3 separate regions of the Homo sapiens genome follow, and all the other regions are linked to region 2. A link is a contact called in ENCODE Hi-C or POLR2A ChIA-PET data. All regions are on one chromosome and are shown on one strand. The core of a region is the stretch at or near the end of the contact, and the rest is flanking DNA. Distances in the headings are between cores, read along the strand shown.

Region 1 (3,889 bases), core at 601-3,100, 220 kb after region 2:
TTCCTGCCCAGCCCCGTGGGAACTCTGGTCCCTGTAGTGGTTTCCTGGGGCTGCCATCACCAAGTGCCACAAACTGGGTGGCTCAAAACACCAGACATTTCTTCTCTCGCCGTTCTGGAGGCCAGAAGTCCGAAATCACGGCATCAGCAGGCCTGGTTCTTTCCGGAGGCTCCGAGGGGGAGCCTGCTTCTCGCCTCTGGCAGCTTCTGGCGGCTCCCGAAACCCTTGGCGTTCCTTGGCTCGTGGCCACACCACTCGACCTCTGCCTCCGTTGTCACGGGGCCTCCTTCTGTGCCCTAAATCTCCCCCTGTCTGTCTCTCATACGGACAGTCTTTCTCGGATTTAGGGCCCACTGGGTAACCCAAAATGGTCCCATCTCAAGATCCTTAACTTCATAACGTCTGCAAAGACCCTTTTTCCAAATAGGCCATGTTCATAGGCTCTGGGGTGGATGTAAATTTTAGGGGCCACCTTTCATCCCCCTGTTGTCCCCGTGTGTCTGGATGCACAGCATGGTTCCATGTCCCAGACTCCTTGCTGGACCCCTCTGGCCCTTTGGGGTGGCCTTTGGCCTTTTCCACTCGTTTCTGTGCTCCTGGTGAGGTGTCGGGGTCGGGCTTAGCCCCTGCAGGAATTCTGGGGACAGCATGGAGCCGGCAACTCCCCACCAGGCGTCTTCCTACCTGCCCAGAGCTCATGGTTGTGAGGGGTCTCTCCTTGTGGTTTTGATTTGCAATTCCCCAGTGGTTAGTGATGTTGAGCATCTTTTCGTGTTTATTGCTCATTTGCACATATTCTTGCAGAAATGTCTGTCCAAGTCCTTTACCTGTGTTTGATTTGGATGATTGTTGTTGCTGAGTGTTAGGAGATCTGTAGATTAATATCCAGATACTAATCCCATATCTGACCTATGATTTGCTGCCATTCCATGGATTGCCTTCTCCCCACGTTGTTAGTGCCCTTTGATATGCAATTTTTTTTTTTTTTTTTGAGATGGAGTCTGACTCTGTTGCCCAGGCTGGAGTGCAGTGGCATGATCTTGGCTCACTGCAACCTCCGCCTCCCTGGTTCCAGCGATTTTCCTGCCTCAGCCTCCTGAGTAGTTGGGATTACAGGCACCCGCCACCACACCCAGCTAATTTTTGTATTTTTAGTAGAGACGGGGTTTCACTGTGTTGACTAAGTTGGTCTCGAACTCCTGACCTCAAGTAATCCACCCGTCTCGGCCTCCCAAAGTGCCGGAGTTACAGGCGTGAGTCACCGCACCCAGGCTGATATGCAAATATTTTAAACTTCTATGACGTTCCACTTTATCTATTTGTTCTTCTGTTGCCTGTGCTTTTGGCGCCATATCCAAGAAATCATTGCCAAATGCAACGTCAGGAAGCTTTTCCCCTGTGTTTTCTTCTAAGAGTTTTGTGGTTTTAGCTCTTGAGTTTAGGTCTTTGATGCAAGTTGAGTTGATTTTTGCATGTGGTGTAAGGGCTGGTCCAGCCTCATGCTCTGGGCTCTTGATTCACTTCTCTTCTTTTCTCACGCCCAGCTGGTTCCGCTGGGTGGCGGGGAGGAGTGGGGAAGTCCCGGGCTGGGCCTGCACTCGATCATCCCCTCTCAGGCCAGCCAGGGAGTCTCAGCTCCTGCCCAGGACCTGGCTGGACGTGCTCCCTACCGGGAAAGCCTGGGCCGTCTTTCTAGGCTGATGGCAGGGCCAGCCCGGGGCGTCCTGAGGCCTGCCCTGCGGACATGCCCCTTGTTCTAGGTGGTGTGGCTGCCCGGCCTGCGTGTGAGACCAGCTGTCTGTGCTTCAGGCCATGGAGGCTGAGTGTTTCCAGCCTGTCCCCTTGCTCGGCTCTCCCTCTGGGGAAGCCCCTGCAGCCCATTCTCTGCCTCCGCTTCTGCCATCTGTGCCTTTGTCTGCTTCCTGTTTGGAGGTGGTCATCCCTGGGGCCACCCCTCATGATCTGGACACAAGTCTCCATCCTGAAGCCACCACCCAAACCCCTGTGCCTCAAACCCCTCCCACCCACCACATGGGTTTCCACTGTGACCAACTCAGCAGCTGATGAAGCTTCCCTTGGGGCTCTCCTAGCAACGGGGAGCTGGCTTTCCCGGAGGCCTGGCCTCTCCCTAAGTGGAAGTGGGGCGTGAGGGTGTCAGCCTTTTTCTGCTGCCTGGTGCTCTAGGTTGGCTTGTCACCCCTGGAAGCACTTGCCATCCTTATACAGCACCCCACACCCACCTCCCCGCCTCCTACCCCTTCTTCCAAGGGGTCATCTCTGCTTCCCTCCCCACCCAACCTCACCCATGTGGTCCGCCCAGCAACCTTTGACCCCCAACATGACAAAATAAACCTCCCTTGCCGGTCACTCATTCATTCATTCAGCATTGGGTGCTCCCTGTGGACTTGGCGCTGGGGTCCCGTGGAGGACAAAGCCAGACACAGTCCTTGCCCTCATGGGACTGCACAAGTGCAAGACCACATCAGTAAACGTGAAACACAGGAAGTGACAGGTGTGACAAAGGGGACCAGTGGCAGGACAGAACCTGCGGTTCGTAGGACCAGGTCAGGAGGGCTGCCTCGGGGGGACACCTTCGGGCTGAGCGCAGAAGGATGAGGGGAGTAAACCAGGCTCAAACCCAGCAGGCAGAGGCGATCGCTGCAGGCAACCGGCAATGTGTTCAAAGGCCCTGGGGCGCGGGGGGCTGAGGCCGGCAGCACGGCAGGAAGTAAGACTGGGGTTGAAAGAGACTGACTGTCATGTTGTGAAATATACACTTGGTTTTCATCTCCATTTCCTGGCACACAACTCCTAAAATCCTTGGAATCTCCAAAGTGATGTCTTTTTGGATGCTCATGATTGACAGACCAGCTGGCAGCTTCAGGATGGTTCCCAGGGAAGACCAGGTAGAATCACAAGGTTCAGCACCACCCCGCAACCTCCAGGTAGGGGAGAGGGGCTGAAGGTTAAGCAGATCATCAGCGGCCAATGATTGAATCAATCATGCCTTCGTAATGAGGCCTCCGTGAACACTCAGAAGGATGGGGTTCCGGGAGCTTCTGGATGGATGAGCATGTGGAGGCTCCTGGAGGGTGGAGCGCCTGGGGAGCACATGGAAGCTCTGCGTCCCTCCCCCATACCTTGCCCTACACATCTCTTCCCCTGTATCCTTTGTAATATCCTTTATAATAAACTAGTAAATTCCATGAGCCCCAGGAACATGTGTAAAAGAAAAAAAAAAGAATAAACCATAGCTGCTGTAGCAAGTTAATCCTACCAGCACTGGCTCTCATCTGCCGACCTTACCTCTGGCAATGCCTCCCTCTCCTGGGCTCCTGGGACCCCTCCGGCCCCACCACCCCTCCTGTAGTGGTCTCGCTGGCTGCTGCCCTCAGGTTAGTTTATTTTTACCCGGCCTGCTCCCACCAGGGGCTGAGGCCTCCTTGCTCACTCCAGCTTCCTGGCCCGTCTCTTGCTCTGGGCACCCCCCCACTCCGAACGGCCAGAGCTTCTGAAGCCGCTCGCTGTGTGCCCCCGCCTGGCCCCATGCATCCCGCACGGTGCTCCCCAGGGTCTCCCACTGGCAAGGGCATTGGCATAGATTCTGGGGCTGCCTTGGTTCAAGCCCACCCTGACTTGGAGCCTGAGGGTCCCTGAGGGGGTCCTGAAGGCCAGGGCAGGCAAGGCTGGCATGCTCTGGGCAGTGGGGGCTGGGTATGGGAGGGGATCGTGGGTGGGGAGATTCCTCTTAACCAGCGGCCCACGTTTGGAGACTGATTTGGGCTCCAGGCTACGCCTTGAAATTGGGACAGAGAGTGGCGCAGATCTCAGCCCGGAGACTCCCTCTGCCTGTGGACGCCCTCATACCTCCATCCGTGGAGCCACCCTC
Region 2 (4,123 bases), core at 1,594-4,093:
TACCACCCTCTTTCCATGATATAGTCCCATTCCCCCATGTTTTAGAGAACATTCAGATTAACCTCCGAAAGATTAAATGATGGTAAGGATATAGTGCAGAGATGTGAACTCCTGTGTCAGGGAGGAAAAACTTTACCCTCATGTTCATGGTTGGAGGCCTGCAAATTAAACTGACCAAAGAAAGATTCACAGGAGAAAAGACTTTTAAACATTCATGTACACCAGAGTTCACAGAAAAATGTGACTCAAGGTTAAGTGGTTAGGATCTGGGGCTTGTATACCATCTTCATGAAGCAGGGGACTCTTAGGAAGGATGAATGGGCCCAGAGGAGCACAGGTGGGATTTATGTTAGTCTTGTGACAACAGCTGTTTAGGTGATTGCTTATCCTGGTGAGGGACTGGTGAGAGGAGACAATCTTCCCTAGTGCAAAACTCCCTAAAAAGCCCCAGGGAGGGGATTTGTGACAGTTGAATTATTTTGAGAGATTCTGTTTTTAAGCAGATAAGTAGAGTTCAGAGGAAAAAAAAAAAAAGGAAAAGTCAGTCTGGATATCAGTTCGTCTACCTAATTTTGCCACGAATCAAGGAAATCACCCTGTACTTTCCTTCTCCGTGGCCAGGGGACATTGAAATTATTTGGTTCTGGCAGGGCATGGTGGCTCTCGCCTGTAATCCCAGCACTTGGGGAAGCCGAGGTTGGCGGATGGCTTGAGCCCAGGAGTTGGAGACCAGCCTGAGCAGCATAGTGAGACTGTCTTCTACAAATAATTTCAAAATTATAGGAGGCCAGGTGTGGTGGCTCACACCTGTAATCCCAGCACTTTGGGAGGCTAAGGTGGGCGGATCACAAGGTCAGGAGTTTGAGACCAGCCTGGCCAATATGGTGAAACCCCGTCTCTACTAAAAATACAAAAATTAGCTGGACGTGGTGGCACGCACCTGAAGTCCCAGCTACTCGGGAGACTGAGGCAGGAGAATCGCTTGAACCCGGGAGGCGGAGGTTGCAGTGAGCCGAGATCGTGTCACTGCACTCCAGCCTGGGCAACAGAGTGAGACTTTATCTCAAAAAGATAAAACAACAAAAAAATTATGGGAGGCTGAGGCGGGTGGATCACCTGAGGTCAGGAGTTCGAGACCAGCCTGGCTAACATAGTGAAAGCCCATCTCTACCTGGGCAACACAGCGAGACTCCATCTCAAAAAATAAATAAATAAATAAATTAGCTGGGTGTGGTGGCCCGCACCTGTGGTCCCAGCTACTCAGGAGGCTGAAGTGAGAAAAATCACTTAAGCCCAGGAAGTTGAGGCTGCAGTGAGCCCTGGTGGCGCCACTGCACTCCAACCTAGGCAACAGAGTGAGACCCTTTCTCAAAAAAAATAAAAAAGAAAAATTATTTGGTTCTCAGGAGAGAAATAGGCTGCGTTCTCCTTCTCCAGCCCCGGGCTTTTCTTTGCTGTTCACCTTGCTGACTCCCCATGAATGCTTGTATCCGGCCACCAGGGTGGCATTTTGCAGAAAAGCAGTAATTTGCATATCACCTAAAAGAGTTCACACATCCCCCATGGGGTGTAATATACCATCAAGGATCACTTAAGTACTGGAGAGAAGCAGCTGATCAATGAAGAGCTTTAATGACTTGAGAGTCTGGGGCAGGGGAGAATCTAATTTATTCAGCCAACCACCGTGGACCCACAGGGGAAAGAACAAAGAGCCACAAACAAAAACTCACTTCCACTTCAGGACCACTTAGCCCACGCCAGGCTCCGGGCTCCGGGGTCCAGGCTCCAGGCACCAGGCTCTGGGTATTTAATCCTCAGAACAGTTTCTGAGACTGGCATCCTTATCTCCACTTTAAAGACAGGGATGGAGGCTCAGGGACGATCACTTGCCAAGGTCACACAGCTATTGAGCGCTGGGTAGGAACGAAAAGAAAGAGTCTCCTTCGTGTAGTTTCAAACTAATGAAAAATGGAAAAAAATTCAAAAGTATTTTCAGTAAACAAAAAATCTATTATATATTTCTATTCTATGTTATGCTAGTTAATGAAGACATAGATGAAAAGGAGAGAGGGGGAGAGAGATTGAGAAAGTCCAAGAAAACAGGAAAGAGAAATGAGATACAGGAGTCCGTAGACCAGGTCAGAAGATCCCCACCCACAACGGTGGATGGCAGAATAAACCGCAACCTCCTCACACACCGAGGGGCTTGGGGGATTCCCGGTGACGTAAAGGTGCCCTCCTTGACTTTCTTGCAACAACAGCAAAGGCTTCTCCACAGTGGCGTTCTAAAGGTTTCCCACGCGCTGACGGCTGAGTTGGTTTTCAAGCTTTACTTGGAGCTTGCTGACACTATCACAGATGCCTGAAAGTCCCTTTGAGAAAGGAGCCATGCTGGCTGGTTTTAGCCCACAGTCTCTGAACACAATTTGGTATTGACTTTTTATTTATTTATTTAAAAACAGAGACGGGGTCTCACTATGTTGCCCAGGCTGGTCTCAAACTCCTGGGCTCCAGCGATCCTCTCACCTCCGCCTCCCAAAGTGTTAAAATTACAGGTGTGAGCCACTGCTCCCAGCCAGTATAAATGTTTGTGTCAGTTTTCAGCCCCCTGTTCCATGCCCCCCCATACCATGCGCACGCACACACACACGGACTTAGATTCTCCCCATTTGAGCAGCTTTCCTCCAGCTGTTTGGGCGAGTGTGCAGTGCTGCCATATAAATGTGCTCAATAAAGCCCATGGTGATGACTCATCTCGGCACTATCTGAGCTCCACTTTCCCCATCCAGAGTCCCGAGTTTCTGCATTAAACGTGGTCGTCATAACCCAGTTCTGTCCGGCAGGAAGCCCTTGCTACAGACCTGGGTCCAGTGTGTCTCCTCTGGACAGTTGGGAGGTGGCAGCCCTATGGTTCGTGTGGGTTCTTCCCACAGGTAACTGAAACAGAGGGCCAGAGGGATGGGACCCCAGCATAGAATATGAATGTATAGGCCAGGTGTGGTGGCTCACGCCTGTAATCCCAGCACTTTGGGAGCAGAGGCGGGCAGATGGCTTGAGGTCAGGAGTTTGAGACCAGCTTGGGCAACATGGCGAAACCCTGTCTCTACTAAAAATACAAAAATATTAGCCAGTCATGGTGGTGCATGCCTGTAGTCTGGGCTACTCAGGAGGCTGAGGCAGGAGGATCGCTTGAACCTGGGAGGCGGAAGTTGCAGTGAGCCAAGATCATGCCACTGCATTCCAGTGTGGCCGACAGAGCCAGGCTCTGTCTCAAAAAAAAAGAAACAGCTGACATGTATATATACATTCATCTCTGTCTCCAAAAAAAAAAAAAAAAAAGAATGTATATGTCATCTGTTTCTTTTTTTTTTTTTGAGACAGAGTTTGGTTCTGTCACCCAGGCTGAACTGCAGTGGCTTGATCTCAGCTCACTGCAACCTCTGCCTCCCGGTTTCAAGCGAGTCTTCTGGCTCAGCCTCCCAAGTAGCTGGGATTACAGGTGCCAGCCACCACACCAGCTAATTTTTGTATTTTTAGTAGAGATGGGGTTTCACCATGTTGGTCAGGCTGGACTCAAACTTCTGACCTCAGGTGATCATCCTGCCTTGGCCTCCCAAAGTGCTGGGATTACAGGCGTGAGCCACCGCACCCAGCCTGGGGTTTGGCTTTATAGACTAAGGGCTGAAGAAAGCAGAAACAGAACAAAAAGCATATTGGTCATTTCAAAGTTAAATTCTTTGTAAGGCAGGAAGAGATACAGGACAATACAAAGACAACAAGAAAAAGATAACCAGTCACAGTTACATCTCTTTTTTCTTATAGAGATGATATCTTGCTATGTTGCCCAGGCTGGTCTCAAACTCCCAGCCTCACGTGATCCTCCTGCCTGGGCCTCCCAAAGTGCTGGGATCATAGGCGTGGGTCACAGAGCCCACCAAGTTACTGTTTGTTGTAAGGGTTAAAACAGAGGGAACTTCATTAGCATGCTGACTTGAGACTGAAACTGGCCTCCTTGGGAAATTAGGCTGCTATTTCTCTCGCCTGATTTCTTGGGAAGTCAGATAACAACTCAGTGTTGGTTTGCTGAGCACGGGTGACTCCATTTTGATTTTTGTCTGGTCTT
Region 3 (3,954 bases), core at 276-2,775, 140 kb after region 2:
GTATGTGTATATGTGTGCATGTATGTGTCCACGTGTATGTGCATGTATGTGTACATATGTGTGTATGGATGTGTGCATATGAGCATGTGTCTGTGTCTGTATGCCCATGTGTATGTGCATGTATGTGTACATGTGTGTATGAATGTGTGCATATGAGCATGCGTATGTGTGTGTGCGTGTTTACGTGTATGTGTGCATATGAGCATGTGTATGTCTATGCAAGTGCGTATGTGTCCACGTGTGTATGTGTACATATGTGTATATGTGTGCATGAGCATGTCTGTGCATGTCTATATACATGTATATGAACGTGTGCATATAAGCAGGTGTATGTGTGTGCATGTGTGTTTATATGTGTATGTGTGCATATGAGCATTGTATATGTATGTGTGTGCATGTGTGTTTATATGTGCATATGAATGTGTGCATTGAGCGTGTATGTGCGTGTGTCTGTGCATGTGTTTATGTGTATATGAATGTGTGCATATGAGCGTGTGTGTATGTGTTTATATGTGTATATGTGTGCATATGAGCATTGTATATGTATGTGTGTGCATGTATGTGTGCATGTGTTTATATGTGCATATGAATGTGTGCATTGAGCGTGTGTGTATGTGCGTGTATGTGCATGTGTGTTTATATGTGTATATGAATGTGTGCATATGAGCGTGTGTTTGCATGTATGTCTATGCATGTGTGTTCATATATGTGTGTATGAATGTGTGCATATGAGCATGTGAATGTGTGTCCCTATGCACATGTGTATATGTTTGTATGTGTGTTTGTGGCATGTGGCTCTGGGGACACAGGGCTATAGGTGGTCCCATGACTCTTCTCCATCTCATCCCCGTGACAGCTGCCCCTACCAAGTCCTGTGCTCCCTCTTACCTCTTCCCTGGGATGACAGTGGTCACTTTCCCCATGTTTTGGATGGGGCCTGCTTGTCCCCAACGTCCTTTAGCACGAAGGGGACAGGTGTCCTATTCCTGTGAATGGCCGGTTACCTTCCAGGTGCGTTAGAGTGGCTCCTCTAACCAGCCCTGCAGGGATCTTATTAGATCTTATTAGAGTGGCTCCTCTAACCACCCCTGCAGGGGGGAAGTGAGGAGCCGCAGGGCTGTGGAGGGGTCCAGGTGTCACGGCCAGGACTTGTACCCGAGCCCGACACGGGCGGACCCAGGTGTGCGGGGATCCAGCCCAGGTGTGCCGGTGGCGGCCGCCCCCACGGAACCACCTGGCCCGCTCGGGGACCCAGGTGTGCTGAGAAGGGGGTACTGGCGTTGGCCCGGCGTGAAAGGTCACCCTGCACCCCCGCACCCAGGTGAGGCGGGCGCGGGATCCCGGTTGCCACAGGCATCGGAGCGGCCGGGAGCGGGGGCAGGGGGAGGCAATGAGAACTCCCGGGGAGGGGGCTCGCAGGGGCCGCATCGGACGCCTGGGCCGGCGGGGCAGAGGGAGGCGCCCTGCTCTCCGGTCCCTCCCTTTGCCTCCCTCCCGCCCCGGGCGCCGCCTGCGGGAGCCGACTCGTTCCAGGGGAGGCAGCGCCACCTGCTGGAGTGTGCGCGTCTGCGCACCGGGCCGGGTTCCGCAGGTCCTGGGGCTGCGCCCGAGACCCCCGACCGAGTCTTCGGCGCCTCCAGCGCTTCCCCGGCGTCTTGGGCTGCGAGGGGCCCTTTCCGCAGGGCGATGTTTTAGCAGTTCTGGGAGGAAGGGCCCACTGCCGTTGCCCTCTGAGGACCGAGGCCGAGAGCCTGGAGGGCGTGGAGAAGGGTCTGACCGCCGGCTCTGGTCCTCGGGCTCTTGGCGACAGCGACCTCCCTCCTCCTCCGGGCGATGGTGACGGGCGCTCTCAGAGTGGCGGCCACACTAGGCGCAGGGCCGTCTTCCAAGTGTGTGGTCCTCTCAGACCTATGGAGTTGGTGCTGTTCTGGCTCCCTCTTAAAGAGCGGGAAACTGAGACACAGAGAAGTCCCACCGCCGGGGGTCGGGGTGGGGAGGGCCTGGGATTGGAACCCAGGCATGCTGGCTTGTGTCACCTGTGGTTCTCTCTGCCTGAAGATTTTTTCACCTGCCTAACTCATGAGCTGCTACTTACCCTTTGGGTAGCATTAGATGTCGCCTCCTCCAGGAAGCCCTCCCTCCCCCTCCATGTGAGGGTGGGCGCTCCTGCTATATGTGGGCCTACCGGCCCTCTGCGGGCTGGATCATCACAGTCTGTTCACTTGTCTGCCTCCTACCCCTTGACGTGGGCTCCCAAGGATCATTTGTGTCTGTCTTGTTCACCTGCCCTTTGTAGTGAACCAAACCTTTAAGTGCACATTTTAAAATTGATTTCCAAGGGGGCTGAGAGCTATGGAGGAAGAGCCAGGTCAGAGAGTCATCAGAAGCCCATATTTTACAGGATGTGGCTGGGGGCCCCTCTGGGGTGCCCCTCCAAGGAAGATGCTGAGCTGGACCTGGAGCACCGTGGAGGCAGGACCATGTCTGCCATGCTCAGAGATGGGTGCCAGGGGCGCTGGCTTGTCACTCAAGACTCCCCACTCCATCTGCCCTCCCCCACTCTCCCACTAACCAGGGGGGACCCACCTGCACCTCTGGTCACCACTCATGCTCCCTGGTGCTGGGCACCCCAGGGACAGGAAGAGGGCTGGGTGTTCCTGGCTCCTGCACTGCTTCCCAGGCCTGATCCCCATCTTTCTGCACCTGCCTCCCACCCATCAGCTTCCGCTAGACTGGAAGCCTCCAGAGGGCAGGTGCTGCCCCTCTTTCCCTTGTGCCTGGATTCCGTTGGCATCTAATCACAGACGAGGGACTGTGTCCCCTTCTCCACCTCCGTGGAAACTGTGTCTCACTCTCTATTCCAGGCCGAGCTGTCCATCCTCTGCTGGAAGCCTTGTGCCATCAGCCCTCACCTCCCCCTTCAAGCCTAGACATTCTCTCTCCTGGCGTAAATATGTTAACTCAAGGTTCTTTGCTCTAAAACCAAGGAGTTGTCTCCTCTCCCAGGTCCACCTCCTCTCTCTCGTGAACTCCCTGCCCCTCCACCTCATCCCTCCTCCATGACCTCCCCCTACTCACCATCTGCCCCTTCTGCCAACCCAGCGAGCTGCAGCTCTCCCTGGCATGTCACTCTCTAAACCTTCTGTCCCTTGGTTACGAGTGCAGTTCTCGCCTGGATTTCTTCCCGGCTCTTTGACTTCTCCCCAACCCTTCTTTTTCTGTTTTCCCCTTAAATGTGGACATCCCCACGTCCAGGACCTGGTCTCTGGCCCTTCTCCTCTGATTCATCTCAGTGGCGTTTCTCCCAAATCCCCGATTGCAGCCACAGCCACATGTCAATTAGGTCACCTCCATGTCCCGGCTAAGACGTGCCTCCTGGCCCCTGATGCGCCATCTCCCAGATGGAAATGCCATCATTGTATTTTTGCTCTGTCCCCACCAAAGGCAACACAAAGCATCTCCATCTGTTCCTTCATGTTCCCTACTCAGTGAATGACCGCTTATTTACCCACTGGCCCAGGCTCAGCTTGGATGTCCCCGGGCCGTCGTTTCCAGATCTCATCTTCAAATCCTGGCGATCTTCGCCCAGGAGCTGTGGACTCCTCTTCTCTGCCTGCCGCCCCTGCCCTGTCCAGCGTCCACCTCTCCCAAATGGCCCACTGGGTCCCTCCCTCCTGGCCCCCCTGCATCTAGGAGCAGCCCTCCTCCAACAGTTGGAAGGGTCTTCCCAAAACACAGATGAGACCTTGTCATCTTGAAACTCTTCATTGGCTCTGAATTGTCTTAGGATCAAGCCCAAACTCCTTCAGAGTCTGGGAAGGGGCCCCTCGTTCTGGGTCTGGCTCTGTCTCCCAGGGTCTCCCCCGCCTTGCCTGCTCTGTCTGGCCACACTGACAGTGCCCTGATGGGCCATGTCCTCTTCCCCTCAGCGCCTTTGCGTGTCCCAGCTTTCTG

The links. A loop is a pair of places that touch in the nucleus more often than their neighbours do. ChIA-PET counts read pairs that join two places held with the same protein, here RNA polymerase II (POLR2A). Pooled maps may share reads with other maps.
Region 1: a pooled map shows a loop between it and region 2 (4-fold over the local background). The contact joins two enhancer-like sites. A Hi-C loop is called at or near these places in 4 of 37 single-sample maps with no recorded cell type and 3 of 50 pooled maps. POLR2A ChIA-PET finds 5 or more read pairs at or near these places in 5 of 52 experiments (CD4-positive, alpha-beta T cell, GM12878, K562 and 2 more).
Region 3: a loop to region 2 is called in a map with no recorded cell type, with 7 times the contacts of the local background. The contact joins two enhancer-like sites. A Hi-C loop is called at or near these places in 15 of 168 maps with a recorded cell type or tissue (B cell, CD4-positive, alpha-beta T cell, CD8-positive, alpha-beta T cell and 9 more), 19 of 37 single-sample maps with no recorded cell type and 27 of 50 pooled maps. POLR2A ChIA-PET finds 5 or more read pairs at or near these places in 15 of 52 experiments (A549, AG04450, BJ and 11 more).

The regions. Positions count from the first base shown.
Region 1 is chr17:77,323,846-77,327,734 of GRCh38, forward strand. The region is part of intron 2 of SEPTIN9 (septin 9); the gene reads left to right. Among named protein-coding and RNA genes, the nearest start is that of SEPTIN9-DT, 44 kb to the left of the region's middle. RefSeq lists enhancers at 1,199-1,468, 1,579-1,888, 2,080-2,998. Within about 2 kb of position 1,851, at least 34 of the 41 ENCODE cell types and tissues checked have a DNase peak (open chromatin) inside an H3K27ac peak, as active enhancers do; they include GM12878, where a contact is called at or near this core.
Region 2 is chr17:77,105,467-77,109,589 of GRCh38, forward strand. It overlaps a transcript of SEC14L1 not described here. Among named protein-coding and RNA genes, the nearest start is that of MIR6516, 18 kb to the left of the region's middle. RefSeq lists enhancers at 1,186-1,235, 1,298-1,962, 2,076-2,405. Within about 2 kb of position 2,844, at least 5 of the 41 ENCODE cell types and tissues checked have a DNase peak (open chromatin) inside an H3K27ac peak, as active enhancers do; they include GM12878, where a contact is called at or near this core.
Region 3 is chr17:77,245,651-77,249,604 of GRCh38, forward strand. No RefSeq gene overlaps it. Among named protein-coding and RNA genes, the nearest start is that of LACAT1, 6.2 kb to the right of the region's middle. RefSeq lists a silencer at 1,464-1,639 and an enhancer at 1,525-2,375. Within about 2 kb of position 1,526, at least 13 of the 41 ENCODE cell types and tissues checked have a DNase peak (open chromatin) inside an H3K27ac peak, as active enhancers do.